Linked DNA regions of Homo sapiens: region 2 is linked to region 1. A link is an interaction called in ENCODE POLR2A ChIA-PET data of the cell type or tissue named here. Cell type or tissue: CD4-positive, alpha-beta T cell. All regions are shown on one strand.

Region 1 (8,000 bases):
GATATGCAAAGAAAAAATGTGAGGCAACATTTTTAATTCAGTAAAGATTGTGGTTTAAGTATAAAGAACACAGCAAACTGTTACGAAAATTCAAGAATTCAGGGAATACAGTACCCATGAGCCTTTTCCAAAAAATCTAACAGAAATGAAGTTTAGACAAAATGACTACAGACATTGACATAAGGACTGAAGAACTGGTACTGAGCACTGAACATACCTGTATTACTAAAAAGTACAATAGGGTTAGAGTTAAAAGGGGGAGAGTATCATATAAATGGCTAAATGTCCTGAAAATGCAAATCTAATACAACTATCAAAAAATAATGCAAAGAGTGAGTGGCTCACACTTGTAATCCTAGCACTTTGGGCAGCCAAGGTGGGAGGATCACTTGGGGCCAGGAGTTCAAGATCAGCCTGGGAAACCTAGTGAGACCCCACCTCTACAAAAAAATTAAATTAAATTAAATTAAAAATTAAAAATCATTAGCCAGGCATGGTGGCACATACCTGTAGTCCCAGCTACAACAGAGGCTGAGGTGGGAGGATCACTTGAGCCCAGGAGTTCGAAATTACAGTGAGCTATAATCGTGCCACGGCGCTCCAGCCTGGGCAACACAGCAATATCCTGTCTTCAAAAAAAAAAACATAATAATGGAGTTAGACTAGGGATAGCATATGTAATAAAATGTTTACTCTTCTTGCTAATCATAACTGGTAGTGGAAGTATTTAGTATTGTTATTCTAAGACTGTTGTGTGTAAGGTAGAGAAATAAGCAGATGGGCAATTATGGGATATTCTAATGCTACCATCCCCTTTGTTCTCGAGAACCAAAACTGTCAGCATGGAAGAAAGGAGATAAAGATGTAATAAATAGGAGGTTAAATAAAAGCCCTGTAATCCTGATTATGAAATGGAAATATCAGGATGAACTCATGAGGCCTGGACACACTCACAACAAGGAGCACTGTTAGCGCTAAGATAATTGTCTTGAAACACAAATTCCCACTAAAAGAAATGGGTTTCTAGATAAATGGTTGATTTCAATTCTCAGGTAAGAAATGTACAAGGTGGCCAGGCGTGGTGGCTCACGCTTATAATCTTAGCACTTTGGGAGGCCGAGGCAGGTGGATCACCTGAGTTCAGGAGTTTGAGACCAGCTTGGCCAACGTGGTGAAACCCCGTCTCTACAAATAATACAAAAATTAGCTGGACTTGTTGGCGTGCACCTGTAATTCCAGCTACTCAGGAGGCTAAGGTAGGAGACTCAGGCGGGGGTGGAGGCGGAGGCGGAGGTTGCAGTGGACCAAGATCGTGCCATTGCACTCCAGCCTGGGCAATAACAGCGAAACTCCATCTCAAAAAAAAAAAAAAAAAAAAAAAAAAAAAAAAAGGTACAAGGTGAGTCTGAAACATTCTGTCATAGCAGGGAGCAAAGAAGCTATGAAAGACCGTAGGGTCATATCAGAAGGACAGAGGAGCGAATGCAAAGAAGTTACACTCATGAAAGACAGACAATTTGATCTTCAATAAAAGTTTAAAAAATGCAATAAATTGAAATCTACTAACATGTTTAAATTTATAGTTTATAAAAACATAAAAAATTTTTAGTTTATTTTATTTTTATTTTACTGTAAGTTCTGGGATACATGTGCAGAATGTGCAGGTTACACAGGTATACGTGTGCCATGGTGGTTTGCTGCACCTATCAACCAGACATCTAGATTTTAAGCCCCACATGCATTAGGTATTTGTCCTAATGCTCTCCCTCCCCTTGCCCTCCACCCCCCGATAGGCCCCAGTGTGTGAGGTTCCCCTCCCTGTGTCCATGTGTTCGATAAAAACATGAAAATTTAATGGTTACTTTCAGAAAAGGAGAGCGAGTCAACTCATTATTTTGAAACTTAGTAAATAGAGGGAAAGAATTCGACATTTATCCTGTATTACCTAAATGAACAGTACCACTGGGTAACTAAAGAGTAGATGAAGAATAAAATTACAAAAGCATCCCAGCTAGTAAGTAGAATTAGAATATCACCGTGTTGCATCTCCCAGTGAATTAATGGATCTAGGCAGTAAGGATTAATGACCGTCAATATCACAAAAAGGAAGACAATAAGATATTATATCCCTCACAAATGAAAGAACACAACACCACCTAGAGTTGTGCTGAAGGGATCAAACATGAGCCTCTGGATCCAGCTTGCCAATGTGCAGGAGATAGAGAAGGCAGAGGGACATGTTGAACTGAGGATGCAATCAGCAACTTCCAGGCTCTGGGGAACCCTACAGCTCAGGGGGCCAGGGATCTCTGAAAGGTGGTAAAGTACAAAGAAAAGAAAGGCATAGACAGGAAATCTTCAGATTAAGAAACTTAAAAGACATATCAAACATTTAAAAAGTGGACAATATTAAACTGTGGTGTCTAAGGATGCACATGTAGGTGATCAAATAATTAACAAATGGAAATGATTATGATAAAAGTAAAAACATGAGTTGTTTTTGGAAAGGGCTGTGAGTGGAACAGGACACAGGAGAAACTTCAAGGTGGCTAAGTTCAATTTCTTGATTTGGGTGGCAAGGTTCCCTGCCTTAAAACAATTTTTATGTAAATATATACAAATACATATATATGAATGCAACTTAATACAGTAGCCACATATGGCTATTAAAACGGAAATTTAAAATTAGGTAAAATTTAGTCCCTCAGTTATACTAGCCACATCTGCAGTGCTCAGTAGACAATGGCTACCTTTTATACAGTATGGAAATAGGACATCTGGTTCAGAACTGATCTGTGCGCGAGCATGTGTATAGTTGGGAGTGGGTGGGTAGTTTTCTATAACTGTTCTACTTTATAAAAATATTGAAAGTGCAGGCCCCCAAATACATTACATAGCTATACATATATTATCTCAAATATAGAAATATTGGCTATTCTTTGAAGTAATAACAAAGGGCATATACCTTCCAGAAGATTGATCAATGATATGAAACCATTTTATGCCATGACACAGCAGGGACCCCAATCAGTCCAATGGATCTGACTTCCAGTTGCTGGTACATGGTAGCAAAAACTTTCATCTCAAGGATAATGTAGCTGTGATCAGAAAAGGTTAATAAGCTCTTCTCCATTATGGATTGATAACTAATCATTTCAATTATCATTAAACATTTATTAGACATTGGGAACAGAGAAGGCTATGGCAGAGTGGAGCAGCAGCATCCATGCCAGACAGACACTCCAAACAAGGGACTCAAGATATGTACCTCCGTTATACACAAGGAGGACGAGGAAGCGCTCGTTTCACAGGGCTGGACATCCTTAGGTCACAGTCATCATACCTCTGTACTGCTGCTGAGCTCATAGTAAGTATTAAGGAGGAATTTCCTCTGAAGAGATTCGAAAGAGGTGTACGAAAGGAAAAAATGAAAGCATGGCTTATGCTCTCATAAAATGTTTCTAAGCAGGATAAATGACATAAGAGAAATGGGAGGCTATATGTTCACACAGATCAAAGTGAGATCTGCAAAAACATGTGTTACATAAAGAGCAGAGGGCCTAAAAAGAAATTACTTAGAGGTCAAAACAAAGAATCTCAGAGAACAAATAGGTACAAAGGCAGGGGTGTCCACTAATCCTCTTCGGTTATTAGCAGGACAAGGGTCAGTGTTATAGAAAGTGGATAATTATGAGGGACGGATTTGAATAACCTAAAGAAAAAGGATGGAGAAACAAAACATCTTAACTACAAAATGCCTTTCCAACCCGAGTCTTTAATTATCCCAGGAGAGTATAAATTTTTTCTTTGAGACGGAGTCTCACTCTGTCACCCAGGCAATCTCGGCTCACTGCAAGCTCCATCTCCCAGGTCCATGCCATTCTCCTGCCCCAGCCTCCCAAGTAGCTGGGACTACAGGGGCCCGCCACCATGCCCAGCTAATTTTTTTGTATTTTTCGTAGAGGCGGGGTTTCACCCTATTAAGCCAGGATGGTCTCGAACTCCTGAACCCGCCTCGGCCTCCCAAAGTGCTGGGATTACAGGCATGAGACACTATGCCTGGCCAATATTTTTCTTTAAAATAATATAATGGATATAAAAACATAATGAGAAAAAAAATAGGACTACAGAACTTGCGATCCAGTGCAATAAAGAAGACACTAACAAAGGTGCATTAATGGTTAAAAGGTGTGGAAAAGCAGTAACTAAATTATACTTTGGTAATTGTGCAAGGTACCACACGCTAAGAAACACACTAGCTTTGAGTCAAGATAAAAGATGCCTATCTAGCAAAGAACACTAGGATGGTTTAAGGGGAAAAAGAAGAAAAAGAAAACCACTAACAGGGTCTAATTTCTCCCCCTATTCCATATCTGAGCCTTCTGATCTCAGAAAGTCCATCATATGTTTACTAGTGTCTGGATATGATCCAAATATTCTCTTCAGCTCTCTTTTACATTTTATTCTATCGAGAAAGATTTGGCAAATGAAATCTATTATGATGTCAAAAGGTAGCTGACAACATAAAATGTATCCTGCTGAGTTGATGCCGCACACGGCTAAATTTACAACAACACAAGTATCATAAAAATTATAAGAACTGCAAATTAACCACTGATTTCTAGTTCACTGACATAAATAATGGTAAGGACCTGGATAACTTCCAAACATCTTTACCACTGTTTAATTTGTCAAAATCTATCAAGAGCATTTCAACCACAAACCTGTCCTCTAAGGTACATTATCATTCCCACACTCAGATTAGCATTGGTGGCAACGAAGGAAGACTGTATAATTACTAGGGCTCCTGGAGGAGTCTCCTCTCCTTGTTGTAACTCTTCAGCGTATCAGTGTCTCACTCTTTCTTAAATACCATTCTTACTCTCAATTAGTTATTTAAGATCATTAAAAAATTGGGCTCTAATTTTGTAAGAGATGTCTCTCTGCTTTCAAAATTAGTCCCTCATTACAGCGTTAAGGTTCCTACTGGGCTCAAATTAGCAAGATTTTCTGTTTACTTCATATTTGTGAACCAGGAATGCTGGTAGCAGTATGGTACAAGAATAGTTAGCTGACGGCTGTTGGGAAACCCAGCAGGTAGGGAGGTAGCACATTGAAACAAAATGACAAAGACGATAATTCCTCTCTGAGAGAAAGTTAAGATACAGAATCACATGGCTTCTTCCACTAGCAATCCAATCTATGGACCATTCACATAAATGACAAGAAAAGAAAATGGCTTTAACATACATGTAAAATCTCTTCTGAAAAACCATGTTTCATTCATAGTGAATATACAGTCGTGGCTAAACTATTTTATTGCTCATAAACACCAAAAGATGTTTAACAATAATAAAAAGGCTGAAGAATTATTTCATGTCAAAGTAAATACCCTTTTAAACATCTTTAAGTGAGGAAGTATCTTTTGATGCATATGTGTATGTACCTGTGTGTGTGCATGGGTGCTTGCGTAGATAACCCCCTGCCCCCCTATTTTCCCACTGACATATGTCTAGAACAAATTTACAATACTGCTGAAAAGGAACAAATTAAGTGTTTGGCCATAGCACTGTTAGCAAAAATAATCAATCAGTAGCATCAGTGTCTAAGTAGAAACTATATATGTATTTGTGCAGAAACTAGACAGTTATAACTCTTTGATTTGTCCTAATACATTGAGTGTATGGAGATGTTTGACAGATACTAAGTAAATCTAGCATACACTACTTGTGCCCAAATTGGTTTATTTCACATTTCTGTATTTTGGGGGGAAAAGCAATTTCTGTATGACAGATGCACCTGGAGTTTGCCACGTGGCCTCCACACAGAAAGGGCTGTAGAGTCAGAGATTTAGCAACAAGAAAATTGCATTTTATTCTTATTTCTTAAAAAAAATAAAAAGCATATTTTTTCCCATGGAACATGTTTGTATTGAGTTAGTCCATGTCTACACAGAGTAAGTGAATAGTGGAGACGAAACAATGATCTGGGTAAATCAAAGCTCCCAGTCATCTGCTACTGAAGTTAATGTTGGTTTGGCCTCAATTGGACCCTACCAGCTGCCCACAATAAAAAAAATTAATATATTGATTAAATAAAGCCACCAATCCCTCATCTCTCTTTACCTGTGTAAATATGGCCTAAATGTCTCCATCAATGTCAGGGAGCCACTATAAAACTAAACTTTTTCAGAGAGTGTTTTAATTCTTAAACACTAAAGCTGAATGAAGTTCTGAGAGTGGGTAACATAAGAAGAGTTTTCTTTTGCTTGCTTTGAGAAAATCTTCACCTAAAAACAGAACCCCAAAATATATGAAGCAAAACTGACAGAGCTGACAGGAGAAATAGACAACTCCAGAATAATAGCTGGAGACTTCAATACTCCACCTACCAATCCTGGACAGAATGAGGCAGAAGATCAGCAAGGAAATAGAAGGCATGAACAACACTAGGAACCAACCAGGCCTAGGAACCAACCAACCAGACATCCATCCATAGCAACTTCCACCTAATGACAACAGAATATACACTCTTCTCAAGGACACTCTCCAGGATATACCATATTCTGAACCATAAAACATGGCTCAGTAAATTTAAAAGTATGTTATCCAATTACAAAGAAATGAAATTAGAAATCAGTAACAAAAAAATGTGGGAAATCCATAAACAAGTGGAGATTAAACTATACACTCCTATATAACCAACGAATTAAAGGAGATTAGAAAATACTTTGAGATGAATGAAAATGAAGACATACTAAAACTTATGAGGTACAGATAAAGCAGTACTCAGAGGGAAATTTATAGCTGTAAATACCTATATTTAAAAAGAAGAGGCAAGGCGTGGTGGCTAATGCCTGTAATCCTAGCACTTTGGGAGGCAGAGGCGGGTGGATCACCTGAGGTCAGGAGTTCGACCAGCCTGTAATCCCAGCTACTCGGGAGGCTGAAGCAGGAGAATCACTTGAACCCAGTAGGCGGAGGTTGCTGTGAGCTAAGATTGTGCCACTGCACTCCAGCCTGGGCAACAGAGTGAGACTCCGTCTCAAAAGAAAAAGAAAAACAAAGAAGAAAGATTTGAAATAAAATATTACTAGGATTTAATCAACTGGTTAACAGATCCACCAACATATCCTAGAGCTTGACTCTCCAGTCGTAAGACTGAACGACTTCTACAGCAATCATTTTCACTCAGTAAAGACAAAGGTTTGAAGTTGTATTATCTGGAATGTTTCAAAGTTATTTATCCATGGAAGCTTGTGGTAGAACATGCATGAGTCGCTTCTCAATGATTTCCTAAGTGAGGAAACTGAGATCACATAACAAGTTAGCCAAAAATACAGCTTTAAAACACAGGCTTCTGAATTTGAATCTTATGTTTTTTTCTGCTACATAACTAGTCTTATGAATTTAACTTTTTTGCCGCTTATCAGATTTACATGCTGCAAGCTACTAAATCTTTGGGTTACTACTGCCATTCTCTTTTCTAGATGTCCACATGAGGTTCCATGTACACATCAGGAATTAATTACAATCTATTTTACAAATCATTTCATAAATCAAGGATGAATCTTTATTCCTGAAATCACAAGGGACTTATAGGAAACCATGTGATGTGGTCTGAGAGACCTGAAAACTCAAACCCTATAAAGATAGTGGAACAGAGACCATATTATTCCTAGTCAAATGATCTAAGAAGGCAAAGCAGTGAAAAATCTGGATTATAAAAGCAAACAGGCCGCACATAGTGGCTCACACCTGTAATCCCAGCACTTTGAGAGATCGAGGCAGGTGGATCACCTGAGGTCAGGAGTTCGAGAACAGCCTGATCAGGAGTTCGAGACCAGCCTGACCAACAAGGTGAAACCCCATCTCTACTAAAAATACAAAAATTAGCCGGTCGTGGTGGCAGACTCCTGTAGTTCCAGCTACTTAGGAGGCTGAGACAGGAGAACTGCTTAAACCGGGGAGGTGGAGGCTGCAGTGAGCCGAGATCACGCC
Region 2 (8,000 bases), 140 kb after region 1:
GGCTGTTGCCATGGTGAGGCACCATGTTCAGGAAATGTGTTAAGTCTCATAGAAGGCACCCAGCCATCCCTCAAGATACCCATGCCCAGTAACATTGTGATTGGCTTCCTCTCTGAGAATCTTGTTGAAAGGAGGGGGGGAGGGAAAGTCACTTGGAGAAAGCTGAAAGAAAATGAAGTACACCATCCCCAGTGTTGTGTGTGTGGGCTCTGGCACATTGAGAATAGCAGTATCTTTAACTCAAAATTAGCTTGAATAGTTTCAATGGAATAAAAGCAGACTATCCCAAAAGGGGGAGGGGGTAACTTTTACGTCACTTGCACAATTTATATGCATTAAAACAAAGGATAGGGCTGGGCGTGGTGGTCACACCTGTAATCCCAGCACTCTGGGACTGGGGAGTTACCACCTTTACTTCTACACAGTTACCTGGCTTAAAATGAAGAAAAGCCTATTCCAGCATACTAAAGTTTCAAGAGACAATTTATAATTCTTTATGTGCCAGCTTCTCAGATTTAGAATTTAGGAAGTAGGTTAAGAACAGTCACTGTTTCGTTTCCAAATGATGGAGATAGGTTTGTCAAAAAGAAGTACCCTTAAGTGAATTATATCTAAATGTGGACACATCAATAAAATATATCTCTATGACTATTGGGGCAGGTGGATCACCTGAGGTCAGGAGTTCAAGACCATCCTGACCAACATGTTGAAACTCCGTCTCTACTAAAAATACAAAAATTAGCCAGGCGTGGTGGCGGACGCCTGTAATCCCAGCTACTCAGGAGGCTGAGGCAGGAGAATCACTTGAACCCAGGAGGTGGAGGCTGCAATGAGCTGAGATCACACCATTGTGCTCCAGCCTCGGAAACAAGAGCAAAACATCATCTCAAAAAAAAAAAAAAGAAAAGAAAAGAAAAGAAAAAAAAAGATAAAGCAAAAGACCATAAACTACATCATTTCTTGGGTAGACAGAACAGAAAAATTATAAGGATTAAGGACACATGAACAACTAATCTTGGTTATGTTTACCAAAAAATCCTCCTCTTGAGCTTTTCTAACCGAAGTCTCCAACTTTACCCTACCACTGCTTTCATCATCTGGAAATAGAAATAAAAACAGAAACAGGCTGGGTACGGTGGCTCACGCCTGTAATCCCAGCACTTTGGGAGGATTAGGCAGGCAGATCACGAGGTCAGGAGTTCGACACCAGCCTGACCAACATGGGGAAACCCTGTCTCTACTAAAAATACAAAAATTAGCTGGGCGTGGTGCCACGCACCTGTAATCCCAGCTACTCAGGAGGCTAACGCAGAAGAATTGGTTGACCCCGGGAGGCAGAGTAAGAGAAGATCGCGCCACTGCACTCTAGCCTGGGTGACAAAGCAAGACTCTGTCTCAAGAAAACAAACAAACAAACAAACAAAAAACCCCAAAACTAAACAGGAACAGACTCGTGATCATGAAGCTTAAATGATCTACTGCAACCAAAGGACTGAGCCGAGTGTCTGGCACACAGTATGCTGCTACTGCAGGTACTAGAACTGGAATTACCACCTTTACTTCTACACAGTTACCTGGCTTGAAATGAAGAAAAGCCTATTCCAGCATACTAAAGTTTCAAGAGACAATTTATAATTCTTTATGTGCCAGCTTCTCAGATTTCGAATTTAGGAAGTAGGTTAAGAACAGTCACAATGTTTCGTTCCCAAATGATGGAGATAGTTTTGTCAAAAAGAAGTGCCCTTAAGTGAATTATATCTAAATGTGGACACATCAATAAAACATATCTCTATGACTATTGGTGCTGTGGGAAACAATGCACATGGTCACAGGGCACTCAAAATTGAAGCAAAAGACGAACAGCTGAAGGAGCAAGAGATTTTTAGCCTGGAGTGGGCTCAAGAAGATCTGCTAACTCTCCTCAAATCTTTCATAGCTTGTCAAGTAGAAGAGATGGGTTTTCTAGAATCCCAAGGTACCAAACCAGAGTGGGAAGCCCATGCATGGTAGATTTGAGTCCAGTGTAAGAAAGAACTTCCTAGCCCTAACAGCTGGCCACACATATATCGGTCTTTCCCAAGGATAGAAATTCACCATCTCTCAGGTTGTTCAAATGCAGTGTGGATGTTCATGTAGTGGTAATTAGGCCTCAAACACTGAGGCACAAGGTATAAGGAAGGGCAGGCAATATCCTTCATTCTTTTTTTGAGCACAGAATGTCTGTCTTTGAATGTGCATGACATATATCACTACAATACATTGATAGATACACATACATATATATACAAAAAAGTTCACATCCTAGAGAAATGAGGGCAACTTTGCTGTAATGATCACAAACCAAATATTTTGCTTAGGACAAACTTTGGGGCTAACAGCTGGCTGTAATTTACAAAAATTTACCATGTGCTAACTCTTTTCTAATGCTTTATGTGTGTTAACTCATTTAAATCCCACGATCACCTATGAGTTAGGTACTATTATTTTAAAGGTGAGGAAACTGAGGCACAGAGAGATATGACCTACCCAAGATTATACTGTTGGTAGGTGGCAGAACCAGGATTAAAGCCCAAATTGTCTGGCCAACATCCTGTATGCTTATTACCACATGTAGATGTTCACTACATATCAAAGGTTCTACATCTTAACTTGGATCCTGGAATGCATTTATTTTTCACTTAACAAAAAAGATAATTTACAAAGCTTTCAGCACAAGCCTATCTTTGTTGTCTCCTCTCTCCCACTTCCTACCTTTTTTATTACAAAGGACATTTATGTGAAATCATGATATTTGCATCTTAGTCAGTCGTCTTTTCTGAATGTTTATTCCCCAACCCCAAAAACAATACTTTGGTTCATAAATTCTGACTTGGTGACAATCAGAAACTTTTTCTCTTTCATATTCAAGTCAGTTTTATCATGATACTTGATAAAGAAATATTCCTCTAGATTATTCTTACCTTTCTTGAGAAACACCCATTTCATTTCTACTTCTTGGTGGGGCTTCCACCATCCCTTACTCTAAAGGCGCCTTGAGAATAATGCCCACAAACCTTCTTCGCACACCTTTTCTCACTCGATGCTATTTTCTACCTAGGCCTCCGTTTTATGAAAACGCCCCACTCCACAAATTCACTCTTCCCCATGTTTCCCCTGCCCTGACTTCCTCCACCTGTTTACGACACAAAAGATTTAAATCTCCAGCAAAGAGAGGAGGGAGGATTTGCAGCATCTTCTCTCCAGAGTGTTCACATGCACATCTGATCACTCTTGTCCTCCAGAGATTTCTTCAGACGCAATCAGCTGACACGCACATGTCGCCTGCTGTCTTCCCTCATGATAAATTAAGGAACATTTAGAAGAAAAGTTCCTACTTCTAATCCTTCAATACCACCTCTAAGGGCTTTGCTGCACCCAGGTACCACTTGCACAGTAATCTTTATAGTTTTCCTTAAGCTTCTCACATTTTTATTAATGTCATAATTAGCAATATCATCTGAGAAGCCAGACTTGAAGTGCTAAGTTTATTTTTTGCTACAAATTAATATATAACACTATTAAAAATAATACATAACCTTTTTTTTTTTTTTTTTTTGAGACGGAGTCTTGCTCAGTCGCCCAGGCTGGAGTACAATGGTGAGGTCTCAGCTCACTGCAACCTCGGCCTCCTGGGTTCAAGCAATTCTCCGGCCTCAGCAGTAACAGGGATTACAGTTAGGGTAACTGGGATTACCAAGTAACTGGGATTACAGCTGTGCGCCACCATGCCCAGCTGATTTTTTATTTTTAGTAGAGACGGGGTTTCACCATGTTGACCAGGCTGGTCTGGAACTCCTGACCTCAGGTGATCCAACCACCTTGGCCTACCAAAGTGCTGGGATTACAGGCGTCTGCCACCACACCTGGCCTAATAATACATAACTTTAAAATTTTTTTTTAAATTTTCTGTCTTGCAGAAAATTCACCTTAAATTCCTCCACTAGTGAGATATACAACACATTTTAATAACACTGGTTAGGAAGAGACTATAGTTCTTATGTCACTTTTTTTTTTTTTTAGACCAACGTCTGGCTCTGTCACCCAGGCTTGATGCAGTGTAGTGGCATGATCTCAGCTCATGGCAACCTCCACCTCCAGGATTCAAACTATCCCCCCCACCTCAGCCTCCCATGTAGCTGGGACTACAGGTGCAAGCTACCACATCCGGCTAATTTTTTTTCTTATTTTTTGTAGAGATGGGGTCTCACTATGTTGCCCAGGCTGATCTCGAACTCCTGAGCTCAAGCAATCCACCCATCTGGTCTCCCAAAGTGCTGGGATTACAGGTGTGAGCCACCACGCCCAGCCTTACGTCACTTTTCAAAGTCTACTTTTCTTCTTTGACTTGTCTTCCCTTTTCATTTCACTCTTCACCTTGAACCTCATTTTTACATCTAGATATATTTTTGTCTTTTATTAAGTAAAGGAAGGACCTCACTAAATTGTACTCTAAATCAATAATTATGCAGAACAGCCTGTCTCAAGATAAGCATTAAATAAAAACTGATGACATTATTATTTCATCAGAAACCGAAGAGCAAGTGAGCGAGCAGAAACACCAGAGAGCGGGAACAAAGGGCCGGTCCTCGCCACTACTTCCCAATCTTCTTCCAGACTGGGGCTTGGCAAACTATAGGCGCGTGGGCCACATCCAACCTGCCACCAGTGAGCTAGTTTTTACTCTTAAAGGGCTGGGGGAAAATGAAAATCCTACTACTACTTAGTGACACATGAAAATCATGTGAAATTCTAATTTCGGCGTCTGTAAATAAATTGTACTGGAACACAGCCACACCCCTTCATTTACATACCATCCATGGCTGCTTAGAGGGGACAAAGGTAAATAGTTGTAACAGACCAGGTGGCTTGCAAAGCCTAAAATGTTTACTATCTGGCTCTTTACAGAAAAGATTCGCTGATCCCTGTTACAGGCAGAAATTAGACTGAGCCTCCCACCATCACACACATACACGAACTTTTTTTTAATTACAAAAGTTTTCCTAAAAACACAGTAGTAAAAAAAAATAAAAATAAATAAAAATTTGAAAAAAGAACAGAAGGAACCTACCTCCATATTAGGACCACCATTAAAAGCTCATTTTTTTGTAACCGGGGCAACGACTAGAAGCACAGACACCCACCTATTGGCCTCATTATCCACCAGCTCGAATTTTGGTTCCCCTAATTTCTCATGCAATTCTGCAGAATATTAACCATCCTAAGAGTAAACTACCCTGATACCTTTTTAAAGCAGCAACATTATTAACAATTAAAAAGCTGCCACCACACATACACAATAACTTTCTTATATTTTAATATGCATATCCATAGTCTGATTATAACAGCGTGGAGAGATTGACAGGAAATGACTGAGTGTAATGGCTCCAAAGGAGACAGTACATTGATCAGTAAATAATACACGTCCCTTGAAACTGTCTAACTGCATATTTACACTTGTCAACTCTCATACACTTTGATGACAGAATTCTTTTTCAAACATCTAAGTAAAAACTCTAATACTTATTTTTAAAATGCTTTTAATAATCACAAAAAGCATACTTCAAGGATATGTAAGGTTTAAATTTCACCCACCAAATAGTGCCACCTGGAGCATTCATTGCTACATCCTCAATATTCTTGGTTTTATCAGGAAATTGGCAAAGTCTCAAAAAGGTTCAAATACAGTTACAAGCAGCATATATCTAACATTTGCAAGGTGTCAAGCACTGTATTAAGGACTTTTCACAGCCAATAGTGTGGATGACACCACTGTCCCCATTTGGCAGAAGAGAAAACTGAGGCTTGGAAGGAGTTGTGACATGGTCGGGGTTACGGTATTATTGAGTCCTGGGGCCAGGACCTGAGGCTATCCACTCAACTTCAGAGACCACACTCTCCCTAACCAGTCTAAGGGCCTGTGTCTCAGTGTGGGCCCGAAAGTCTGTATTTAATGCGCTTCCCAGGCAGTGCTGAGATGACACTTTGAAAAACACAAAACGTGGAGGTAAAGAAGAAAATCTGATGGGCCCTAAATTCAGGTCTCCTCTACAGCCCTCCAAACACTGCCCGTAGGAAGATTACAGATAAAAATCTATAACACACGTATTATAGCCCTTGGCATGTCATACATACTCAACTATGACAACTGCCATCATTTTATAAGTTACTTGGGGACTGCTGGTATGTCAGGTTAAAGACATTGTATCTGTATTGTCCAGTAAATTACTCCTGGACAAAATGGGCTGATGAGGTCAGCATCTCCTTGCCCTAAGACCCCATATCAATTAAATTATACTGGCAGCTGAGGGCCAGCAGGTGTTGGGTAGAGGACAGGGGTGCAGAGGCCTGGTTCTATCCTGCCTGTGATTGGTTTATCAACGACTAGATTAGACAGTGAGCTAGATAAGCCTCTCATCTCCCCAATATCCCTTTTATACAATAAAAGTGGTCAAAAATATTTAAAAGTAGAGAAAATAGTAAACCCCCTTATATCCATCACCTAGATTCTAGATTTATCAAGCTTCTGCCCCAACATTTTTTCTTATTTTCTGAAGATTCATAAAGGAACTTGCAACTGACATGTCATTTCACTCTTAGATAATTCAATATGCAACTTTTTAAAACAGGGAGAAAAAAGTTCCCTGAATAATAACTGAGGCTGGAAGCGATGGCTCACGCCTGTAATCCCAGCACTTTGGGAGGCCAAGGCGGGCAGATCACCTGAGGTCAGGAGTTCAAGACCAGCCTGGCCAACATGGTGAAACCCCATCTCTACTAAAAATACAAAAATTAGCCAGGTGTGATGGCGTGTACCTTTAATCCCAGCTACTAGGGAGGCTGAGGCAGGAGAATCGCTTGAACCTGGGAGGCAGAGGTTGCAGTGAGCCAAGATCATACCACATACCACTCCACTCCAGCTTAGACAACAAAGAGACTCCATCAAAAAAAAAAAAAAAAGAACCACAGAAATAATGCAGTGTTGAATCCAGTGGCATGACTCTGGGGAGATTTTTTTCAACTGAGGAAAAAGCCAGGAGGTGAGGAATATTTTGGAGAAAATTTTTGGAGGAAGCCATTCCCTTTTACATTGCTGCCTCTATAAAAATCTTGCAGATGAAGCTGCTGTTTTAAATAAGTCAGATTCCACCTCTTTCACAAAGACAAGTATAAACTACAAAATCTTCTCTGCCTAAATCAAAAAGACCTTAAAGAACCACGGAATCTATTCAAAGATGAGGAAGTAGCATGTCCTCATGGTTAAGACAAAGGTTTTGAAATTGGCCCAACTTGGAATAAAACCCACTTCTCACTCTTGCTATGCAATTCTGAGCAGGTGACTTATGCACTAACCTTCTCTCTTCTCAACATTAAAACCAGAATAATACCTAGAACACAGAGATGTTGTTAAGGTTCAATAAGATAAGCAAGGTGATACTTGAACCAACATAGGAAAAGTAAGTGCCTGATGAATAGCTCTCTAATTATTTGTTATAAATATTACTAAAATCTGATCGAATACAGAAGGAATAAAAAGATTTTATCTCATGAGCCTATTCCAATCCATTGGATGGTGCTACATAGAATATCTGTAGGGAAAAATCCAAAAGCCACCATCAGAACAGGCCTGCTGTTTCGGGGGCCTGCTGATTTTGTCACCCTTAATCAAAGTCAACCGTATCATCCTATTATTACGGGCCAAGAGGGTAACAATTCACGTGTTCACCACAGTCACTCTTCCGCACTCTGCTTTTCATGACCAAAAGAAATAATAATATGCAACATATTGAAATAAAATTAAAATGTACATTAGCTAAATGATAGCTTATATGTACTAATTGCTTACTTTTCTTGAAGACAGAATAAAATGACGGCAATTCTCAACAGGCAGCTCAGCAGCCTGCATATAAACTGAATGGAAATTTCCTTCTCTTTGCTTCTGTGCATTACTTGAACCAACTTAA

Evidence for each region. ChIA-PET counts read pairs that join two places held together with the same protein. Peaks named below come from ENCODE experiments on the same cell type or tissue, not always from the same donor. Only the 100,000 strongest peaks of a DNase experiment are listed, where the experiment ranks them.
Region 2: POLR2A ChIA-PET joins it to region 1 with 14 read pairs; 3 of 35 experiments call an interaction of 5 or more read pairs at or near these places.

What each region holds. Positions count from the first base shown.
Region 1 is chr3:71,334,653-71,342,652 of GRCh38, forward strand. The region is part of intron 4 of FOXP1 (forkhead box P1); the gene reads right to left. It overlaps LOC124906248 (a long non-coding RNA gene), which reads left to right and starts at 3,278. Exons shown (of 4, transcript XR_007095957.1): 1 at 3,278-3,367. In CD4-positive, alpha-beta T cell, no CTCF peak of the experiment used is centred here; no DNase peak of the experiment used is centred here.
Region 2 is chr3:71,478,792-71,486,791 of GRCh38, forward strand. All of the region lies in intron 3 of FOXP1 (forkhead box P1), which reads right to left. Among named protein-coding and RNA genes, the nearest start is that of MIR1284, 59 kb to the right of the region's middle. In CD4-positive, alpha-beta T cell, no CTCF peak of the experiment used is centred here; a DNase peak (open chromatin) is centred at 10; H3K4me3 peaks cover 1,888 bases; H3K27ac peaks cover 2,266 bases.